5 separate regions of the Mus musculus genome follow, and all the other regions are linked to region 1. Evidence: chromatin contacts called from ENCODE POLR2A ChIA-PET data. All regions are on one chromosome and are shown on one strand. The core of a region is the stretch at or near the end of the contact, and the rest is flanking DNA. Distances in the headings are between cores, read along the strand shown. Region 1 holds the start of B3gat3 (beta-1,3-glucuronyltransferase 3 (glucuronosyltransferase I)). Region 2 holds the start of Slc3a2 (solute carrier family 3 (activators of dibasic and neutral amino acid transport), member 2). Region 3 holds the start of Wdr74 (WD repeat domain 74). Region 4 overlaps Scgb1a1 (secretoglobin, family 1A, member 1 (uteroglobin)). Region 5 holds the start of Taf6l (TATA-box binding protein associated factor 6 like).

What was found. ChIA-PET counts read pairs that join two places held with the same protein, here RNA polymerase II (POLR2A).
Region 2: POLR2A ChIA-PET joins it to region 1 with 14 read pairs in Patski. The contact joins the promoter of Slc3a2 here to the promoter of B3gat3 in region 1. POLR2A ChIA-PET finds 5 or more read pairs at or near these places in 3 of 5 experiments (Patski and embryonic stem cell).
Region 3: POLR2A ChIA-PET joins it to region 1 with 10 read pairs in embryonic stem cell. The contact joins the promoter of Wdr74 here to the promoter of B3gat3 in region 1. POLR2A ChIA-PET finds 5 or more read pairs at or near these places in 3 of 5 experiments (Patski and embryonic stem cell).
Region 4: POLR2A ChIA-PET joins it to region 1 with 19 read pairs in embryonic stem cell. The contact joins the enhancer-like site here to the promoter of B3gat3 in region 1. POLR2A ChIA-PET finds 5 or more read pairs at or near these places in 3 of 5 experiments (Patski and embryonic stem cell).
Region 5: POLR2A ChIA-PET joins it to region 1 with 22 read pairs in embryonic stem cell. The contact joins the promoter of Taf6l here to the promoter of B3gat3 in region 1. POLR2A ChIA-PET finds 5 or more read pairs at or near these places in 3 of 5 experiments (Patski and embryonic stem cell).

What each region holds. Positions count from the first base shown.
Region 1 is chr19:8,917,729-8,922,179 of GRCm38, forward strand. It overlaps B3gat3 (beta-1,3-glucuronyltransferase 3 (glucuronosyltransferase I)), which reads left to right and starts at 2,665. Exons shown (of 5, transcript NM_024256.2): 1 at 2,665-2,920; 2 at 4,078-4,252. The coding sequence starts at 2,839. It overlaps Gm36629 (a long non-coding RNA gene), which reads right to left and starts at 4,114. Exons shown (of 3, transcript XR_003952913.1): 1 at 4,022-4,114; 2 at 3,881-3,932; 3 at 871-3,589.
Region 2 is chr19:8,711,629-8,716,079 of GRCm38, forward strand. It overlaps Slc3a2 (solute carrier family 3 (activators of dibasic and neutral amino acid transport), member 2), which reads right to left and starts at 2,269. Exons shown (of 9, transcript NM_008577.4): 1 at 1,714-2,269; 2 at 1,102-1,275; 3 at 206-300. The coding sequence starts at 2,119.
Region 3 is chr19:8,733,359-8,737,809 of GRCm38, forward strand. It overlaps Wdr74 (WD repeat domain 74), which reads left to right and starts at 2,481. Exons shown (of 11, transcript NM_134139.1): 1 at 2,481-2,547; 2 at 2,629-2,735; 3 at 2,818-2,939; 4 at 4,296-4,371. The coding sequence starts at 2,484.
Region 4 is chr19:9,080,883-9,085,333 of GRCm38, forward strand. It overlaps Scgb1a1 (secretoglobin, family 1A, member 1 (uteroglobin)), which reads right to left. Exons shown (of 3, transcript NM_011681.2): 2 at 4,306-4,451; 3 at 2,760-2,929. The coding sequence ends at 2,882. Among named protein-coding and RNA genes, the nearest start is that of Scgb1a1, 4.8 kb to the right of the region's middle. Within about 2 kb of position 1,763, at least 2 of the 3 ENCODE cell types and tissues checked have a DNase peak (open chromatin) inside an H3K27ac peak, as active enhancers do.
Region 5 is chr19:8,783,970-8,788,420 of GRCm38, forward strand. Taf6l (TATA-box binding protein associated factor 6 like) reads right to left here and starts at 2,347. Exons shown (of 12, transcript NM_146092.2): 1 at 2,241-2,347; 2 at 1,153-1,209; 3 at 1-25. The coding sequence starts at 1,160.

The DNA of each region.
Region 1 (4,451 bases), core at 1,415-3,914:
TAGGGTCTCACCATATAGCTTTGACTGGCCTGGAAGTCAAAAGCTCTTCCTGCCTCCCTTAGAGCTGGGATTAAAGGCTTATGCCACTGAGCCCAACCTAAGACGGGATTTTGACATGTAGCCCACTGGCTTTGAGCACCTGATCCTTTAGCCACAGCCTCCCAAGTGCTGGTATAATAGATAGCATTACCATACTCAGCTTTTAAAAATTGCTTCGCAAGCCGGGTGTGGTGGCACAGGCCTTTAATCCCAGCACTCGGGAGGCAGAGGCAGGTGGATTTCTGAGTTTGAGGCCAGCCTGGTCTACAAAGTGAGTTCCAGGACAGCCAGGGCTATACAGAGAAACCCTGTCGTGAAAAAAACAAAAAAAGAAAAAAAAATTGGTTTGCAATGCTGGGAATTTGACCTATGGTCATGCCCTATATCAGCATTTAAAAAATCCTCCCATTGTTATGTTGAACTTGCTAGCAAAGAGCTGGAGTCTGATAGATTGCCTGAGTTGGGAGTCCAAAGCCATTCTAGACCACAGACCCTTTCAGATAAGGATTAAAAAAAAAAACAAAAACAAAAACAAAAAACCTTTCTGGGAATGGTGGAATAGTTCAAGGACATCCTGAGATCCTGAGACTTTTAAGTTGAAGGCTATTCTGGACTAAGTCTCAAAACTATTGTTGGGAAGATTGGAGAAAGGACAAGTAGTGGATACTTGGTTACAGGAAAAAAAGTTCTGAAATTTTGTTTTGTATGATAGGGTGACTAGATAATTCCTAAATGGTTTTTACAGAGCTAAATGAAAGGAGTTTTAAATGTTTTTATTATGATGTAACATTGAAACAGAAACATAGTTACTGGTAGGAACATAGTATTTTCTTTTGTGAGTTTTTTTTTATTGAATATATGTTGAAACTATTTATTGTTCAGCAAAGAGAAACAGTTTGTGTAATAGGACAGGGTTCCAGGTAGCCTAGGCTGACTATATTTCTTTTCTCCCTTTCCCTTTCTTCCTTTCTTTCTTTCTTTCTTTCTTTCTTTCTTTCTTTCTTTCTTTCTTTCTTTCTTTCTTTCTTCCTTTCTTCCTTTCTTCCTTTCTTCCTTTCTTCCTTTCTTCCTTTCTTCCTTTCTTCCTTTCTTCCTTTCTTCCTTTCTTTCTTTTTTGAGACAGGGTTTCTCTGTATAGCTCTGGCTGTCCTGGAACTCACTCTGTAGACCAAGCTAGAACTCTGAAATCTACCTGCCTCTGCCTCCCAAGTGCTGAGATTAAAGGCGTGTGCCACCATTGCCATGCTGACCATCTTGAGATATAGTGGAGTTTACCTCCACTTTCAATGTTGTCCAGGAATTGCGGACATGTACCACTACCCCAGGTTTTTTTGGTGATAGAAACTAGTGCACATGCTGGCCAGTGGTGGTGTATGCCCCTTAAATCCCAGCAGAGGTAGACAGATCTCTTGAGTTTGCCTAGCTAGCAAAGTGAGTTCCAGAACAGTCAGGGTGGTTAAATAGAGAAACTGAAACCTTGTTTTGGGCGGGGATGGGGGTTTGGGGGTAGGGGTGGGACAAAGAAAAACTGCATATTAGACAAGCTACTTCCTGGACTAAATATGTAAATTGTTACATATCCGTGAATAAAGTATCATTGTTGTAGTGTAGACTTGGTACCCACTTTTAGCTCTGTAGTCACTTGCTGAAGAGAGGTGACCCTGAAGAAACTACAGCTCGTGGAGCGGAAAATCTAGAAGGAACTTTTAAAAATTGTCCCATGGTAATGACATAATTTTGGCCTAAAATTGGAAGGCTGATGAGATGGTTCAACAGTTAGAGCACCAAACCTGAGGTCCCAAGGCTAAAACTCCAAAGTCCTCTGGTCCTCACGAACATGTGTAACTGTTTTCAAATCCTATTTTTAATGATGATTCTTAAACACTTTAACCTCCCTTGTAGTCCACCACCCACCAGAGGTTGTGGAAAATGAAAGATACGGGGGATGTGGACATGTTTAGAAAGATTCTTTGGAGTAGCTTTTGTCTGTTGTCTGGAAATCTGCAGTTCACTTCACAGGCTAGCAGTGGCAGCTTGATCCACTCAGACATTTCATGAATCTATCAGCAGTTCAGTTCGGTAGAGTAGGGATAGCGAACACGAAGCAGCGGTGGCACAACCTAACAGACAACCAGGACAATCAGCACAAAGCAGGAGGGACCAGCAGGAATGCCATTAGAAAACATTTACATCACAACTCCTAACGGCAAAATTACAGTTTTGAAGTAGCAACAAAATGAATTTTATGATGGGGAGGATGCCAAATCATGAGGAACTGTATTAGAGGGTCCCAGTATTAGGAAGATTGAGAATCACTGGAAACGACCTAGCCAAGCACCTGGTGCGTTTTAGATTTCACTCATTGGTTGAACAAGTAATGAACAACCGTTTCTTTAAGCAGCCAATGCTGAGGCTGAAGGATGGTTGAGTGAGTCTAGAAAACTCAGTGACAAGGGTGGAGCTTGTGCTCAATTGGGAGCTTCAAGATGATTATAGAGCTAGGCCACACAAGCTCTTGGTCAGCCTGCCACGACCGCTTGACCCAGCGGATATAGCGTCAACGCCCTGAATGGCCTACCAGGAGGCGGGACCGGAAGCTGCCTGTGGGAGGGACGCCACTAGCCGGAAGTGGTCCCAGGTGTCGCTCAGAGTCCCGCGTTCCCGGGAACTAGTAAGGGAGCCTGGGGAAGGCGGGGCGCGGCCCGGGCGGCCGGGGCGGGGCCGGCGGGAGGGCGGAGGGCCGGGCGGACCTGTCCCTGCCGGTCCCGGTGGACCCCGCCTGCCCCGGTGGCACCGGCCATGAAGCTGAAGCTGAAGAACGTGTTTCTTGCCTACTTCCTGGTGTCGATCGCCGGCCTCCTCTACGCTCTGGTGCAGCTCGGTGAGCGGGGCGGGGCGGGGCGGTGTGCGGAGGGCCGGCCCAAGGCGCTGGGGATGAGACCCGCAGACAGCGGCTTCCCGCTCGCTCAGCCCTCGGGACAGCCCTCGGTGACCCCTTGTGTAGAACTCTCGGCAGTCTGCAACTCCGCGGATACCGGTCAAGCCCCAAATGACCCCGCCGCCGCCAAGCAACCTATTTTCCACCCTCCCCTTGCTCTGCCTCTCAGACCGGCTTGCTGATAGGTTTTTGAGAACCCCCTGGTTCATTGTCCCCTCCAGCTTTTGACCAGCTGTGCTCTCCCCACCTCCAGGCCATCTATTTCTCATCCTGGTTTTAGGCCAGATGTCACATCAGGACTTCCCTGACCACCTTAGCTCAAGTAACCCTTATTAGTCTTGATCTCTTTTAATTTTCTAAGTGGCCCATATCACAATTTGTAATGACTTTATTAGTGTCTACCTCTTCCACTAAAGTAGCTAGGGAGTAGGGACTGCCCCCCCCTTTTATTCAATAAATATTTGTCGTGTAATGGAATCTGTGAACTTACTGACAAGTCAGTGGTCACGTGACCACGGAGCGCCTTGAATCCAGCCTTTTATGTGGGAGCTTGGTAAACGCTTTTCAGGTAGTGCCATTACAGGAGAGCCTCTAGTTCAGACTGTTATATTCCTTATGTGTGGAAGGTAAAATTAGGATCAGAAGGTAGAAAGGACAGAAAGGCTGACAGATAATCGTCGAAATGTACTAGTGAAAATAGTGGCAGGGCTGAGGGTGTAGCACAGTGGTAGAACACTCACAAGTGTAAGGCCCTGGGTTGGAGCCCCAGCAAAGAAAAATAGAGTGACAGATGGAACTGGTTAAAATTGAAGAGTTGAATGTTGTGGCACACCGTTTGGGAAACAGGTCAGTGGGTTAAAGGTCTGAGGTCAGTCAGCTTGGAGCCATTATAGCAAGACCTACCTTAAAACAGTAACACAGTAACAGTGAAAGGTGAAGAGTCTCTGACACCATTCTAAAAAAAAAAAAAAAAGCAAGTTACAAGGGAATTTCTGTATTGGCTAGGAATTAAAAAGAATTGGCCTGGGTTTTTGAACTACTTACTATCCTGTGGTTCTCTGTCACAACTTGCTCACCCTGTTGGTGCTTCCTGGTACCAGGCCAGCCTTGCGACTGCCTCCCTCCGCTTCGAGCTGCAGCTGAGCAGCTTCGGCAGAAGGACCTGAGGATATCCCAGTTGCAAGCTGATCTCCGTCGCCCACCCCCTGTCCCAGCCCAGCCCCCTGAACCTGAGGCCCTGCCTACTATCTATGTCATTACCCCCACCTACGCCAGGTACGGCTCTGGTACACTCAGGAGCTCTGTATTGAACAGGAAGAGGGTTAATGATGAATCTGGGGAGGCACTGAAGTATGGGGTGATGCTTAAACTAGAGCTTGCCAAATGTTATGAAAAGTGATCCGCATCTTTAGTCAGGTTTGTGGGAAAATGTCTTTTTCCTTTAAAAATAGACAAAGGAGTATTAGGAAGTAGA
Region 2 (4,451 bases), core at 1,019-3,518, 210 kb before region 1:
AGAGTAAAGGAAACACATACACACACACACACACACACAAAGCAGTCAGAACAGAAACAAGAAGAACACCGTGCACCTGGGCCTATCCCTCCGGCTATGGGAAGAGGTATTCCTGCTTGGGAGAACCACACAGTGCACAGGAGGCTTGCTGTGAATAAATCCACACAGCACCAACATCTGTATGCTGTCGGCCATAAAACCTCACCTTCATTTTGGTGGCTACAATGTCAGCCTGAGCAGGGAGGAACCACGCATTCTGGCCCTGGTAGTTGGGAGTGAGGTCCAAAATGATGTGAATGCCTAGAAAAATAACGAGTTGAGAGAACTCCTTTGGGGAAGAAGAGGAAACAAGGAACTTGAACACAGGTTACTAGGTGAACCTACATACGGTTTGCACAGAATCTGAAGGAAACCCACAAAAGCCCTCAGGTGGTTTTATACTAGAGCAGTTCCTCCTCCGCCCACACACACACACACACACAAGTTTCCATACTGAGGTTTTGGTTTCTTTCTTATTTTCCCCTCCCATGAAGTCAGGGTTCTGTGTATGTGGGCGGGCTGCCTGAGGATAAATAAGCCCCTACATCTCCTTCCCAAGTGTGGGGTTATAGGCACATGCTGCTTGTGTTGTGCTGAGGAATCAAACTCAGGTCTTCATGGATCCTAGACAAGCACTCTTACAAACTGAGCTACGTTGTCAGCCCTCTATAGTGAACTCTAAAGCAGCATTTGAATCTCTTCTATATATAGGATCTACTTTATACATTTAAAAGCCATTTATTTTATCGAGCCATGGTGACACACTTAAGTCTAGCACTCGGGACCAGGGGAGCTCTGTAAACTCTCATCCGGCCTGGTCATGGTAGTCAGGTACAGGCCAACCAATTACATGGTGAGACCCTACCTGAGAACCAAAACCAAAATAAATACATAAAAATTACGCTCACGCATGAAGCACATTTTTTAGTGTAAATCATAACATATTCCCCCTTGTGCCTGACACAAAAAAACTGAGCCAGTTAGGAGAAAAATCAGACAAAAACTCTATCCTGTTTCTGGGCCAGAATGCCAAACCCTTTCTAGTTCCTTAGAAAGACCTACTCTTTTTCTTGGCACTTTGTAGAAGGTCTTTAAAATCTTCCTGGGAGCCCAAAGTGGGATTAATCTGTTTCAGGTCGGTTTCATTGATTTCATCCTTCTGGTTCTTGTGAATTGGGCCTAACACCAGGCCCTTCACCTTCAGGGTGCTCAAGTACTCCAGATGGCTCTTCAGACCTAGGAGGAGAGGGTTGGGTTAACCAATAGGGCATGAAAAGCCTCCAGCCTCCACATTCTCTCCACCACTTCCCGACTCCCTCTGACGCGGGTTGGATCATGAGACAAAGTAGCTGACGCAAGGAGTCTCACACATTACTTCAGAAACTGGTTTGAACTGGCTCAGGGCCGCGTGGTTGGGGGAGGGGAGAGGAGAAAGATGATGTGCTGAGTCAGGCACCCTTAGGAAGAAGTAGGGGTCCGGCTAGCGTTTTTTTTTTTTTTTTTTTAAAGAAAGGGGGGGGGATTTTTGCCAGGGAGTCGTCCCAAAAAAAATAGGTTGCAGTAAAGAATCACCAGCGTTCTAGAGAAGACGAGGAGGAAGGAAAAAAGCAGCAGAATGCCCGATTAAACGAGGGATTCATGGGGGCAAGGGATGAGGGTGCACACCCTACTCACCAGCTATGCCTCCCGCATCCCGGCCTACAAAGGCCTGAAGGTCGCCGATGCGGTAGAGGGCGCCCTTGTGCCACCACCTCTGTACAGGCAGCTCACGGCAGCGCGGCGCCCGAACGATGATAACCACGGCGCCCGCCAGCATGCCCAGCCAACCGAGCCAGAAGAGCAGCAGCAGCGCCCAGCGGGTGCGCACCCAGCCAGGGCTGCCCGCTACCTTCAGTAGCTCCTCCTTGGATAAGCCGGTGAACTTGACCCCGGCCTCCGTCTCGTCCTCCGCCACCTTGATCTTCACCAGACCGTTCTTCTCCCCGGCCGCCGCCCCGTCCGCTGCATTCATGGGCTGCTTCTCCGGTTCTAGCTCGTTCAGCTCCACATCTTTCATGTCCACTTCGGTGTCCTGGCTCATGGTGCCTGCAGAAACGGTGACACGACACGGCCTGTAGTCAGTGAGGCAGCTCTAATCCTGCCTGGATCCCCGTTCAGAGAGGCGTCCCGTGGCCGTGAGGCTAGCAGAGCTTCCTAACTGCTTCTGCCGCTGGGCGGGTGTGGCGGCGGGGAAGTGACCCAGGACTCCGCCCCGGTCCGCCTCTTAAAGAGATGCAGAGAAGTCTTTTCGCACCTCCAGCCTCGCTGAATACTCCCGTCTATCCCTAACGCTTATTCCTGCAAGAGTCTGGGAAGGGGAGCTTGTGGTCAGAAACCCTTAGAATAACAAACGTGAATTTGTCTTGACCAGGTTTCAAAGCCCCTCCTCCGACCTTCCGGCCCCTTACCCTGCGAGGCCTCTTTTCTCTCCACAAGATGACACCAGTCTCCATCCACATCGTGATCCCTTCGCCCCAAGCACGGCTCAGGCTGATCTCCCCAACTTCACACAGACCTTGGCACTACATCTCACTTCTGCTTTACGTACATCTTCTCATACTCCGGACTTAGCTGAGTTCCTGGATTCTCCTCGGGGCTTACACGTACTCACCTTTCAAGACTCCTTGAATTTAATTCCTCAGGCAGCAACTATTTACTGGGCACCCACTCCAATCCTTTGCTTCATCAACTGCATAGGATCAACTCTAATCCGTTCTTCTTGATTTTAAAATTCAACTGCAGAATTGAAGTGGTCACTACCCTTATTATCTTACCCTAGTTACTAGCAAGAATGTTGGATTACTGGGAATCAGGCATCCAGAAGAGATTAATGGGGCTGTAATAAACATTCCGAAGGTATTGAGGCACCTACCCTTTTAATATACAAGCTGTTCTAACTCTTTTTTTCTTTTTTTTTTAACTATTTACTATTTTTTAACTATTTACTCACTTATTATATGTGACTACACTGTAGCTGTCTTCAGATGCACCAGAAGAACTATTTACTCACTTATTATATGTGACTACACTGTAGCTGTCTTCAGATGTACCAGAAGAGGGCGTCAGAACTCGTTACAGATGGTTGTGAGCCACCATGTGGTTCCTGGGAATTGAACTCGGGACCTTTGAAAGAGCAGTGAGTGCTCTTAACTGCTGAGCCATCTCTCCAGCCCCTGTTCTAACTCTTAACCACCTTGCAATAACTCTCAAACCCTCTAGTGTGCCGGGCTACATCAGTTGACTATGCTAGGCCCTGGAACCAGCTTAGTTCCCTCACACTTTGAAAGTTTCTCAAATTCCCCCGGCAGAGGTCCTTGGCAAGAGGAAGGGTAAATGGGGCAGACTGGGTTAGCAGCAGGGACAAGTGAAAAGTGAACATCAACTCTAGGAGGTGCCAACAATTTCAGGAACTTTGTGTTCCAATTAGGTTATTTTCAGAGAGAATCGGAAGGAAACAACAGGTCCTTTCTCCCTCTCCCCACGTAGGCCGGCAGCCAAGATTGCTATGTATTTGGAAGAAAGCAGAAGCCAAGGCCAGAACAGTAGAGAGGAAGGGATATGAAAAGTCTCATCACCTGCCACTGTCCTTTTGAATTCCCAAAGTCCTCCCCGGCCTCACTAGAGAAAAGTCTATACACCAGCTCCTAGGAAGAGGGAAGAGGCTAAGGGTCATGCTAGTGTTCATAGTTGATAAGAGTCCTACCTTGCCCTGGGCATGACAGATAAGAAAAGTCCAATGCAGAGTTTATACACAGCGTGAAAGCTCAAGGTTTGTGGACTGTGAAGCAGAAGCACTCCTTGAAAGGGTTTGATGAAATGCTCATTAGAAACATGGTGTTTCAATCAACCAAACTGAAAACAAGATGGATCAAACCAACCAGATGTTCATCTGGAGCCGGGCGTGGTGGCGCACACCTTTGATCCCAGCACTCGGGAGGCAGAGGCAGGTGGATCTCTGAGTTCGAGGCCAGCCTGGTCTACAGAGTGAGTTCCAGGACAGCCATGGCTACACAGAGAAACCCTGTCTCAAAAAACCAAACCAAAGGGCTGGTGAGATGGCTCAGTGGGTAAGAGCACCCTACTGCTCTTCTGAAGGTCCGGAGTTCAAATCCCAGCAACCACATGGTGGCTCACAACCATCCATTAACGAGAGCGTCTGAAGACAGCTACAGTGTACTTACATATAATGAATAAATAAATCTTTAAAAAAAAAAAGACCAAAAAGAGAAAAAAGATGTTCCTCTGGTGAAGGTGCCTAGCCAGCAAACCTGAGCTCACTCCTCAGTGATCAGTGAAGATCAGTGAAAGGAGAACTGATTCCCAGGAGCTGTCTTCTGCCCTCCACACATGCGCACTGCCCTCCACACATGCGC
Region 3 (4,451 bases), core at 1,231-3,730, 180 kb before region 1:
GCTAAGCATTCTAAGTACGTCTATTTTTCAACCTTATGTAGATGTTTAAAGTATACTTGTATTTTCAGACCTCTCTAGGCTTTTTGTTTCAATGGTTTCTGGTTCCCTCTGCATGTACACACAATTTAGGGTACATTCTAATACATGTAGGTAAAACATGGATGCTGCAAAGTCTGTCATTATTTCTCAGGCTTAGGTTTTCCAGCTTTCCAGAGCTTTTTTATTTGTTTGTTTGTTTGTTTGTTTGTTTTGAGACAGGGTTTCTCTGTGAAGCCCTGGCTGTCCTGGAACTCACTTTGTAGACCAGGCTGGCCTCAAACTCAGAAATCCACCTGCCTCTGCCTCCCAAGTGCTGGGATTAAAGGTGTACACCACCACTGCCCGGCTTTCCAGAGCTTCTTATTAGTTTTATTTCAGAGTTCTCAGGAGTGAAACTTGCTCTTTGTAGTGGTTTCTTTTATGTGTATGTGCTTTGGCTGTCTGGATGCCTGGGCATCATTTGTATGCTTAAAGACCAGAAAAAAAGTTCAGGTTCCATGGCAGAGAATTGCAATCCTCCACGAGGTGCTTCTGTAAGAGCAGCCAGTGCTCTAAATACTGAACCATCTTCCCAACCAGAAATTTACTTCAAACAATTTGAATGTTTTGTCTGTTTTTTGTTTGTTTGTTTTGTTTTTTTTTAAAAGAAGTTGAAATCTTCATAAATTCTTTGACAAAGGGCAAGAAGTTCCTCTGTTTTTTTGTGTGTAGAGCCTGCCTTCAAGTCTGGACTGTGGGGACTGCAAAACTTGGGCAAGTTCAGTTTTATCCCAGGAATCAGATCAGAATGCTGTTTTCTTTTCTTCCTTCTTCTTTTTTTTGTTTGTTTGTTTTTGTTTTTCGAGACACGGTTTCTCTGTGTAGTCCTGTCTGTCCTGGAACTCACTTTGTAGACCAGGCTGGCCTCAAACTCAGAAATCCACCTGCCTCTGCCTCCCGAGTGCTGGGATTAAAGGCATGTGCCACCATGCCTGGCTGTTGGAATTTTTTAAAAACTATTTTATTGAGTTCTTATACCTCTATCTCCCTTCCAACCCTTATTCCACCCTAATCCCTTCTAATCCCCCAACACTAGATAGGAGAGAAAAAAGGCTAGAGGGAAAGGGGAAAGGAGAAACAGTAGTCTCTAGGCGACTTCCTGCTGATTAGGGACATCGTGTTTCTTGGGGCAGTGATATCTTCATAGTCAGGATATCTCCAGCTTCTCATCAAACTTCAACACCAGGAACCAGGGGCAGCAGTAGGAAGCAGCAGCTGCCTCTGCCTTCTTCAGAGGTCCTCCCACCTCTCTAGGACCCCTTACACTTATCCCTCTCCAGAGTCCCCATAATTGCAAATGTAAACTATCTGCAGCTGGCAAAAAAATCATACTCCTCCTAAATTATGAGACAATCATAGTTAACAGCTATGGACAAACTGAAGCATCCTCTTATGCTACACCTGGGATTTAAAAAAAAACCATATTTACGTGACTGGGTTTTTAATGTAAAAAAAAAGATTTATTTATTACATGAAAGTACACTGTAGCTGTCTTTAGACACACCAGAAGAGGGCGTCAGTTTTCATTACGGGTGGTTGTGAGCCACCATGCGGTTGCTGGGATTTGAACTCAGGACCTTCGGAAGAGCAGTCAGTGCTCTTATCTGCTGAGCCATCTCGCCAGCCCCCTGGGTTTTTAAAGAAATAAAATTTCTGACTATAGCCTTAATTTGAGCAAATAAAAATCATAACCAGGTCTCTACTTTTCAAGAAGAGATGGTTCAGTGATTAAAAGCACTTGCAGCTCCTCCACAGGACCTTGGTTCCATTCCCAGAATCTAGAAGACAACTTATAACCATCTGTATCTGTGGCTTCATCCTGGAGATCCGACTCCTCTGACATCCTTGGACTCCTGCACCCATGTGCAGCCATATGCAGACACACCTACTGATGGTCAGAAAATAGAGAATAACTTCTGAAATTCTTTTAATAGTGTGGGATATAATTAACACAAAATAGGGAGATGGAAGAGACCTGGCTCCACACAGTATTGCAGTTTAGAAATTATGCTTTTCACAGACAGTGCAAAGATGGTCCTTACTTTTTGGTTCTCCTTAAACAAGCATGTCCTGTTTGAGGTGTGTGTGCGTTTTGTTTGTATATTCAAGACAGGGTTTCTCTGTGCAGCCCTGGCTGTCCTGGAACTCCCTCTGTAGCCCTGGCTGTCCCGGAGCCCACAGAGATCCTCTTTTCTCTGCCTCCAGAGTGCTGAGATTTAAAATGTGTGCCTTTTTGAAGGTTGGGGGTAAGAGGGGAGGGATGGAAGGAAGGAGGGAAGAAGAGGGGCTAAATGACAGTTTGGGGCGGGTACAGAGTGAGAGACCCGAGTTGTCAGACTGAATCCGGCGCTCGCTGATGATGCAGTAGTGGCGCGCCGGAAGTGCAAGCCACGGGCTGGTCTGCGATGGCGACTGCCTCGGCTCGCTGGAACCATGTGTGGGTCGGCACTGAGACCGGCATCCTGAAAGGTGAGTATTAGAGTTGTTTGTGGGACAGTGCAGGGGTCGCTTGTTTGTCACCCCAGCGTGACTGACGTCCTCGTCCCTTAGGGGTGAACCTTCAGCGGAAACATGCGGCAAATTTCACACCGTCCGGACAGCCGCGGCGGGAGGAGGCAGTGAATGCTCTGTGCTGGGGCACTGGCGGCGAGACCCAAGTGAGCAGCCTCTGGCCGGGCCGGAGCTAAGGGATGCCTGACAGTCTTGCCCTTCTTCCATCATTCCTTTCTCTGCTGGCAGATCTTGGTGGGCTGTGCGGACAGAACCGTGAGGTACTTTAATGCTGAGGAGGGTACATTCCTGAGCCAGAGATACTGCCCAGGCGGGGAAGGCACGTTCCGAGGTCTCGCCCAGGCGGATGGGTAAGGACCACCCACATTCTAGCCCAGGTTACATAGCGTTTGGGGCTCTCTTGGATTGAACTGAATACTTTAAGTTAAACACTTTAGGTGATACAATCACTGGGATAGGTGATTGCAAACCAAGGTTCTTGTTTACGTTCATCCCTATAACATGCATTCATCGGACAGCGATTGAAAGCATGAAGGAAAAGTATAAGGATTTTGGGAAAAACACATGCCTTAATAAAGTTTGCATTCTAGATAGAATTTTTTTTTTTTTTTTTTTTTTAGATTTATTTATTTATTCTATGTAAGTACACTGTAGCTGTCTTCAGACACTCCAGAAGAGGGAGTCAGATCTCGTTAGGGATGGTTGTGAGCCACCATGTGGTTGCTGGGATTTGAACTCCTGGCCTTCGGAAGAGCAGTCGGGTGCTCTTACCCACTGAGCCATCTCACCAGCCCTCTAGATAGAATTTTTATCCTGGCTCCTTTATAACGTTCTGTGCACATAATTTAATGTTTTTGAACACGTGTTTAAGTAGGATTGACAAAAATATAAGATAATGAAGCTTCCAAAGTGGTGGCTAGGAAGGAAGAGTCACCAAAGTTAGTAATCTGGGAGCAGCTTTTCTAGATCGATGAAGAAAGAAGGCTGCTTTGGTAATTCAACAGGTGAGCTCCAGACAGGTTATATAGAATGGAGTTTTGAACTAGGTCTTGAAGTACAAGTATATAATCTTGACAAAAGAGATACAATCTAAAAAGCAGATACTGAGCAGAGACTAAGGAGGAGTTAACATACTAAAACGCTACATACATAGGACAAATGCCATTTGGAGGCTGAAGTCAAGGAAACATCAGTATACATGTAAGTTTGGCATTGTATTTGGTTGCGATTAAATGGAAAGGGCTTTTGTACTGAGTTGAGATCTTATCTCCTAGATAATAGAGTGTATTGGGTTTGAATAGGAAGTGTCATGGACAGAGCTCTGAGCCTGTAGGAGCAAGGAGTATCACAAAGGCTCTTTGCCACAGCCCAGGCAAGCAATCTAGAGCTTAAGCCTAGGGTGGCAGATGTGTGGAAGAACACAGACACAGTTGTGCAGAGCCTGGGAAACGGCTTGGGCTTCCAGGGAAGAGGTTTATGTTATCGTTGTTTGGGTTGGGTTGTTTATTTCTGGGGGCTGGGGGAGGGAAGGTATGTATGTTTTGTTGTTTAGTATCTCATGTAGCCAGGATGGCCTTGAACTCACTATGTAGCTCAGACTGACGTGGAATTCCAGGTTCTCTCTTTACTCCCCACACTGGTAGCTGTGCACCATAAAACCTGGCTTATACTTTGTAAAATCCCAATATTCTCTTGCTTGCTTTCAGCACCCTTATCACATGTGTGGATTCTGGGATCCTCAGAGTCTGGTGTGAAAATGACAAAGAGGCGTCCTCTGACCCAGTAAGGTTTACCTGTCCCGGTGGTTGAAAGGATGGGAGCTAGGGTAGGGGTCTGATGGGGAATTTGGTAAAGGAAAGATT
Region 4 (4,451 bases), core at 513-3,012, 160 kb after region 1:
AAGTGCTGGGATTACAGGTGTGTATCACTAGATGCTGCTTTTAATCTTTTTTATTTTTATTTTTTGACTCAGAAACATTTAAAATATCATCTTCATAGTTTGAGCTTAATACTTTTCAAATTCAGGAAGTGTGTATTTGCCTCCTATGTTTTAGTTTGGCATATTCATAGTGAGGATGGCTGATTATAGAAATAGAAGTATAGATTCTCTGTCTCTCTCTCTCCTGAGATGGTCTCATTCTGTAGTTTTAGCTGACCTAGAACTCAGACTGTCTGCCTTTGAGTGTTAAAGGCAGGCATCACTACACTCAGCCTTTCTTTATTTTTGAAATGTAAACACCACTTTTAGCAAGTGGTTCCTTAAAACAACATCATCAACAACATCCAACTATGCTGGCCTGGGCAGGACCTTGGCCTACTAGCAGGATCAAGATATTAACTTAGCAGGTCAGGGAAAAAAAACCAAAATCCCAATGGCCACTTCCTATTTTTCTCCAATTTCATTTACACTGCACAGATAATTCACCTTTTCTATGGTTGTAGTCAGTTCATTTTTGCATTTGGCCATGCACTCGCGCACGCGCATGCGTAGATTCACCTCGTGCCCAGCAGCTCTCATGGGTGCTCATGGGGCTTCATGTTTGCACAGCGAACAGTTTCCTGATAGCTACGTTTCCTAGTACTCTCTGCATTTGAAGAACCTAAGGTATGTACCTTTCTCTGGGCTAATACACATTCTTGCACATTGCCAAAGCAGATATCTCTAAGGCAGAGATTCACTGCAATATAATTGTATTTCCTTTTATTCCCAGTCATCGGCATTGTGTTTGTGCAAGGTAAATACTTTCTTAGCAGTGAATAAGTCGTTAAAATTCGCAACTTTTTATGACCTTGGACCTTGTCCATTTAAATAATGCTCACCTAGGTGGGTAGTTCGAGGGAGGCCACATATGCACCTTAGACAGAATGACCTGGATGCAGAAGAATCTAGGGCCTTGGGAGTGAAGGAGTGGGCCGCCACCAGGGCCCAGCCTGCCACAAATAGTCTCTTTTGGAATCACTGGTCCCCCTGACCTGCCCTGGAATTTTTACAATCCCAGCCCCTCCTCTGGCAGACAATGAAGGAGTGGGTGTGGTGGCTTTAGTGCTGTGTACACAAATGAGTGTTTATGGTGGACTTTTCTCATCATTATCCCTAGTTTACTGACCCTGAAGAGTCCTGTGTGGGAGGTTCTACCATCAGTAGGGCAGGAGCTGGGCCTCCGCTCTGGGTTGTGTGAGAAATAAAAGAGATATGCTAATGTCTGCCAAGCCAAAGCTTGTAAGGTTGCAGTTTCTGCTATGGGACTTTAAAACCAGGCAGGTGGACCAATTCTTGGTCCTCTCTGTCTTCAGGGCCATCTCAGAGTCTAGATATGTCAGGATGGCCTTTGAGGTCTTGTGGGAGTGGAATTACTCCTAATTCCAATAGGACTGGCCGGTCACTGGAAGGCTTCAGCCGTGCTACTTGTGTGCCGTGCTAGACTACTTGTGTGCCTTTCGGTGGGTTTTTCCTCAGAATTTTGACAAAAACAAACAAATAAACAAACAAACAAGCAAACAAACTCTGCCCAAATAAAGCTTTAGAGGCCAGATAAAACGATTTAAAATCGATGCTAGAGAATGACTCTCACCATCTGCCCCGCCCAAAAGTCAAAGGGTTGGTGCGGGGTCTAGTCCTCAAACTCGCAGGGGGCGGTAGCATGGACTACACTGCCCCCTGGTGGCCACGACGCAGGAGCAGGCGTGGCCCGTAACCGCCCATGTAGCTGCTTCTAGGCGCTGAACTGGCTGCCTGGCTGGCTGGCGTTCTCTTCCATAGCTTCCTTGTTCCGGTGCCCTCTGCCTCTTCCCTTTCTATTTCTACATACAGCTCTTCTGCACACGCCTCCAACTCTACTCTTTTTTCAACCTTTTGGGATGGTGTGGCCCGGCTCCAGTGGAGGCTCGCTGATGTTAGGACAAATTCTAAACCAATCAACATCTTTTTGGGCAGCGGATATTGTGTGTGGCCAGTACAAAAAGGTCCCAAGGTGGGGCTTGACTTTTAGGAACTAAAGGTCGAAGAGAGGGGATGTCTGGATTGAGAAGGGGGAGACAAGGGCTGTCATGGGTCTTGTGTTGAGCTTGAACATTTATGGTCCGTATGCTTTTAAGACTGGAGTGTGGGAACACTGCTAAGATTTTACATGGGATCAAACTCCCTGTGGTGGATGCATGGTCATTGAATTGCTTAGCAGTTAGTCAGCTGGCAGCCTGTAAAGGGGCCTCTGGGATTGCAGCAGCCAGGGATGATGGTGTGGCCAGGAGATATTGAAGGAGTGAATGACCCCAGAGGTCTCGGTTGATTGGACAAAGAAGGGCTAAGGGATGCCTATCAGGCTCCTGGCTGGAATAGTGTAGCCCAGAGGATGGAGTTAGAATCCAGTAACATTTAGGACCAGACATGGGGAGGGAGGGATGGTATTACAGGTCTTTTAGACAAGCTAGGCTAGGGCTGTTGAATAGATGGTGGGACTTAACATTCTATTACTAGGTAGGGCATTGCAGTCTACTGATGGCAAATAACTGAAGTGTAGAGGAAGGAGGACTTGTGGGATCTTGTGTGGCACCAGGGCAGGACTCAGCTGTCCTCCCTTACTTCTGGTTCCCTTCACTCACTCCAGCTCCAATGCTCTGGCTCCAGCAGGTACAGAAAAAGACCATTGCACACAGGCAGGTGAGATGCTCGCAGTTTATTGCAAAGAGGAAGGAGGGGTTGGTGTGGGGAAGCCGAGGAGCCGAGGAGACACAGGGCAGTGACAAGGCTTTAGCAGTAGAATATCTCTGAAATCCAGTGAGCTTCAGAATCTTAAATCTTGCTTACACAGAGGACTTGTTAGGATTTTCTCCTAGAATAAAGAAACACCCCACACCCCCAATAGTGAGTGAACCTCAGAAGTAGATGCAGTAGTGGTGCAGAGACTTATCAGACAAAAGCCACAGTAAATTCTGAGAGGAATTGAGGGTTAGAAGGCCTTGGATGGGGAACAAAATACTCATGGATGGAGTTACAAAGACAAAGTTAGGAGCAGAGCCTGAAGGAATGACCATCCAGAGACTGCCCCACTTGGGGATCCACCCCATAAACAACCGCCAAACCCAGACACTAGGCAGATATCAACAAGAGCCTGCTGACAGGAGCCTGATATAGCTGTCTCCTGCAAGGCTCTGCCAGTGCTCGGCAAATACAGAAGTGGATGCTCACAGTCATCCATTGGACAGAGCACAAGGTCCCCAGTGAAGGAGCCAAAGAAATACCCAGGGAGCTGAAGGGGACTGAAGACCCATAGAAGGAACATCAATATGAACAAACCAGTACCCTCAGAGCTCCTTGGAACTATACCACCAATCAAAGAAAACACATGGTGGAACTTGTGGCTCTAGCTATATTTGTAGCAGAGGATGGCCTAGTCCGTTGTCAATGGGAGGAGAGGCCATTGGTCCTGTGAAGGCTCTATGCCCTAGTATAGGGGAATGCCAGGACCAGGAATGGGAGTGGGTGGGTTGGGGAGCAGGGGGGAGTGGATAGGGGATTTTTGGAGGGGAAACTAGAAAAGAGGATAACATTTGAAATGTAAATAAAGAAAATATCTAATAAAAGAGAGAAAGAAAGAAAGAGAGGAAGAGAGAGAGAGAGAGAGAGAGAGAGAGAGAGAGAGAGAGAGAGAAAGAAAGAAAGAAAGAAAGAAAGAGAGAAAGAAAGAAAGAAAGAAAAGAAAAGAAAAGAAAAAGAAGGCCTTGGATGGTTTTCTCAAAGACTACCTAAATTTGATCCACAGGACCCACATGGTGGAAGGAAAGATCCAACTCCTTAAAGATTGTCCTCTGACCTCCACATGTGTCTCACACACACACACACACACACACACACACACACACACTCACACAAAGTAGATAAAATATCAAAATTATTATGGAAAAAAAAATCAGTGGAGTTGGGTGTGCACGGTTCAAGCTTGTAGTACCAGCCACTCAGGAGGCTGAGGTGGGGAGAACACTTGACCCCAGGAGTTTGGGGACAGTGAGACTAGCTCACAGAATCCCCATCTAACACTCATACATACCACCACCACCACCAAACAATAAAAACAAAAACCCAAAAGAAACAAATAAAAAGGCAGGGTACATGGCCAAGATATTCATTTGCCTTTGTAACCCCCAAAATGGTATGACACTGTGCTTGGGAAATCACTTAGAATCAATGTGAGTGACAGATGTTGCATACCGTGAGCTTCATGATGTTTATCCTGGTCTCTTGTGGGAGGGTATCCACCAGTCTCTTCAGCTGGGTGCCCGCATTTTGCAGGTCTGAGCCAGGGTTGAAAGGCTTCAGGGATGCCACATAACCAGACTCTGATTCCATGAGGAGGG
Region 5 (4,451 bases), core at 1,097-3,596, 130 kb before region 1:
TCGTTCTGACATGGCCCCGGTGGAACTGCAAGTGGAAAAGAAAGGTTGAAAACCCGCCCAGTATCTGAGATTCCTCCAAGGGTGAGGCAGGCAAGACCATCTCAACCATGCCTGCTCATCTTGCTTTAAAAGCCACAAAGACAGAGCCCAGAGGCTCAGCACAGCACGACCCTAGTCCAAGATGACACTCCCAGGACTCCAGCAAGGGTTCCTCATTCCTTTTTTGTTTTTGTTTTTTTGTTTTGCTTTTCAAGACAGGGTTTCTCTGTGTAGCCCTTGCTGTCCTGGAACTCACTTATGTAGACCAGGCTGGCCTTGAACTCAGAAATCTGCCTGCCTCTGCCTCCCAAGAGCTGGGATTAAAGGCCTGCGCCACCATGCCCGGCTGGGTTCCTCATTCTTTATCTCCAGAACAAGTGGGCAATCTACGTAGCCCACGTAGCCATCCTCCCAGTGATTCCTGTTGCTTTTGTACTAAACAAAGATACTGGCCCATGATGGGCAGGCTATGCCTGTGCCTTTCCAGCATCTGTCTGCAAAACCTTATCTTCTTCTCTTGTGATCTAGACTTCCACCCACGGCCACCTCTATTTCCTTATTTCAGGCCATTCTGTTTCTTGTTTGACACTGTCCCTTCTTTGTTCTCTCCAAATCTCTTTGACTCAGTGACCCATCACCTACTACCTCCTTAGATCCCTGTTTGACTGTCAGGGAGGCCTTCCTGGGTTGTATAACTGTCCTTGTCAACTAGGAAGTGAGTTCAAGGTTACCCTAACAACTTAGACTATCTCAAAATAAAATGTAAAAAAAAAAGGCTGGAGCCCGGCAGTGGTAGCATGTACCTTTAATCCCAGCACTTGGGAGGCAGAGGCAGGTGGATCTCTGAGTTCAAGGCCAGCCTGGTCTACAGGGTGAGTTCCAGGACAGCCTGGGCTACACAGACAAACCCTGTCCTGAAAGAAAGAAAAAGTCTGGAGCTGCAGCTCAGCACCAGAGTTTTCCTAACACATGTGACACCTTAGCTTCGAACAGTCTGTAAGTACCCAACACAGCTCGTTACCATCAACTCCACTCTGTACAGGGATGCTGGGCATCAGCATGCAGCTCCCCAGTAACTGTAAGTTGCACAATAGACCAGGTCAGTACGCTCACCTTTGCATCCCAGGCCTCCAGCAGGGTCAGCACATACTATACCCTCATTAACACTTGCTGAAAAAAAAAAGGATAGCTGTTCCAGACAATGTTGTCTATTCAGTCCTAGAACTCACTCTCTAGACCCTGCTGACCTCCAATTCACAGAGATCTTTCTGCCTCTGCCCACCAACCCATCCCGGTGCTGTTATTAAGGACATGGGTCAATACTTCTGATTTATTCACTTTTATGTGCATTGGTGTTTTGCCTGCATGTATATGTCTGTGTGAGGGTGCCAGGTCCCTTGGAACTGGAGTTACAGACAGGTGTGACCTGCTATGTGGGTACTGAGAATTGAATCTGGGTCCTCCAAGGAGACTAGCCAACTGCTCAGCCATCTTTCCAGCACAGCTATTTTCTAAACACATAAATGCCCATGGCCCCCCCAGTTAGTAATATTGTATGAGATATATAATTGTACACATTTGTCCATTTCACAAAGCTGAGGAAGTCTTAGCTCAGAGAGATTACCTGAACTGTCCAAGACCAAACACTAAGCACCGGGTGATTAGACTGCTGGGTCTCAAACACTGTTGTAATTCGACTCAAGATAATATATTCATGAGCTGTAGGCTTGTGTTTGAACTAGGCCTGGCTTTGTAGCCCAAAGATTTGAAGTCCCATCACTAGACTCAGCACTGGATGAGTACGCTTCAGTTTCCCCATCTGTAAAATGGAACCATGCAGTGCTGCGCAAGTGGAAAGCTAGAAGGGAGTTTCTCTATTATGTAGCCCTGTCTTGATAGCTCACAAAATTCGGTCTGTGACCAAGGTCTCCCACTCTTTAGTCTCGTCCTGCCCACCCTCAGTTCCAAGTCCTCCTGACCAGGAGGCGTGGGAACCGATCTCCAAGGACTTCTACGTTGTGAATCCTCCCACCCACCTTCCTCCCTCCCAGCTCCAAAGGGTGCAGGGTCGAGTGGGGAGATCAGGGATTACAGAACTTGTGTCACGTGCTCGGTGAAGGGGGCGGGGTCCTGCGGGCTCCGTGGCTGGTGAGCAGAGCACCGCGGGAAGCGATCCCTGGATCGGGGCAGGACCTGCTCACCTGCAGACTCCGGGGTTGGGAGGGCGCCTGCTGGGGAGGGACGGCTGCTTCCACTCACCGGCTCACGGTAATTCCCTCTCTCCGCGCCCAGGCTCCGCCCTCCATATGCGGAGCCAATCGGTGGCCGTCTACTGAGTTTTCCGCCCACCAAAGAGGCATACCACCTCAAGATTGGCCAGTGTGTATGTGCGGGTAAAGCCACTAGGGCGACGTTGGTCACGTGAGTGGCGCTTCTTAAAGCAACAGCTCCTTTGGGTTAGCTAACAGGTGTGTGTTCCCTGGCTTACACTGAATTAGAGTTCACCGCATAAAACAAGCTGGTCTTGAACTAATAGGCCTTCCTTTGCTTCCAGGATGCTGGGATCAAAGGTGTGTGCTACCATACCGCTTTCTAGTTTCTGATCTTAAAAAAAAAATTTGAGCTGGTGAGATGGCTCAGTGGGCAAGAGCACCCCACTGCTCTTCTGAAGGTCAAGAGTTCAAATCCCAGCAACCAAATGGCGGCTCATAACCATCCGTAATGAGATCTGACTCTCTCTTCTGGAATGTCTGAGGACAGCTACAGTGTACTTATATATAATAAATAAATAAATCTTTTTTAAAAAAAAAGTTTAATTCTGTATGTGTGCTTGTACTTGCAAATAAGAGAACAACTTTTGAGGGCCAGGTAGTGGTGGAGCATGCCTTTAATCCCACAAAAAATACGGGGGGTGGGGGGGGGGAGAGGGCAACTTTGAGGAGTTGATGCTCCTGTAGGCACCAACAGTGGAACTCAGGTTGTTGGGCTTAAGCAACAAGCTCTTTTACTTGTCTTCACCACTTCACCAGTCCTGCATAAAGCTGGATACCGTTCACTTGGTAACATGCTTGTCTAGTACTTGCAGGACATGAACTAGCCAGCACTTGGGGGCTGAAAGTGGGAGGATAAGAAGTTCAGTATTATCCTTGACTAAATATCAAGATTAAGGCTAACCTTGGATATAGGAAACCCTAAGAAAGTAAAATTTATTTACTGTGGTTTAGGTGATCCAACCTACAGCTTTGCATTTGATAGACAAATGTTCTGCCACTGAGCTATATCCTCTATTTATTTTTTATTTTTAAACACACTGGTTGTATAAGGCAAGGTTATCTGGAGTCACAGAACGAATGGGTAGTCTCTATATAGTAAGGGAATTTGTTGATGATGTACACAGTCTGTTGTCCAACTCTCCAACAACGGTCAGCAGGAGCTGTGAATGGAAGTCCAAGAATCTAGCAGTTGCTTAATCCCACGAGGCAAGCAGAAGAAGAGAGAATTTTCCTTTTTCCAATGTCCTGATTGTAGGTCTCCAGCAGAAGGTGTGGCCCAGGTGTGCCAGCAAGTCTGGATCTGGGACTTGATTTGTCTCAGATGACCTTGCACTCAGAAATCTCCTTGCCTTAGTCTCCTGGGATTCATAGCCACTATGCCTCAAGATCTCCATGCCAAGAGCCAGGTCAGAAACTTGTATCTCCCAGCCTCAAGATCGGGATCACAGGTGAGCCTTCCAATTCTGGATTGTAGTTCATTCCAGATATAGTCAAGCTGACAACCAGGAATAGCCACTACACTGCTGTTTTGACTGTATGTATGTGTGAGGGTGTCAAATTCCCTGAACAGGAGCTACAGACAATTGTGAGCTGCCATGTGGGTGCTGGGAATTAAACCCTGATCTTTTGAAAGATCAGTAAGTGCTCTTAATCTCTGAGCCATCTCTCTACCCCTTAAAGAATAATTTTAATTATTTAATTTATTATTTTTAATTTTATTATTATTTTGTTTTTGTTTTTTTTCGAGACAGGGTTTCTCTGTGTAGCCCTGGCTGTCCTGGAACTCACTTTGTAGACCAGGCTGGCCTCGAACTCAGAAATCCGTCTGCCTCTGCCTTCCCAGTGCTGGGATTAAAGGCGCGCACCACCACGTAATTTAAATTTTTTAAGGATTTATTTTATATGTATGTTTTGATGCATGTATATCTGTGCACTATACATGTGCCTGGTGCCCAAGGAAGTCAAAAGAGGGCATCATATCCCCTGAGGCTGGTGCTCTGGAAGAGCAAGTACTCTTAACTCCTGAGCCATCTCTCCAGCTCCAAGATTTATTTGCTATTATTTTTTATTTGTAGGTATGTATGTGTGCACATGAGCAGACTCTACTCAAGGAAGCCAGACTAGCTGGATCCCCTGGAG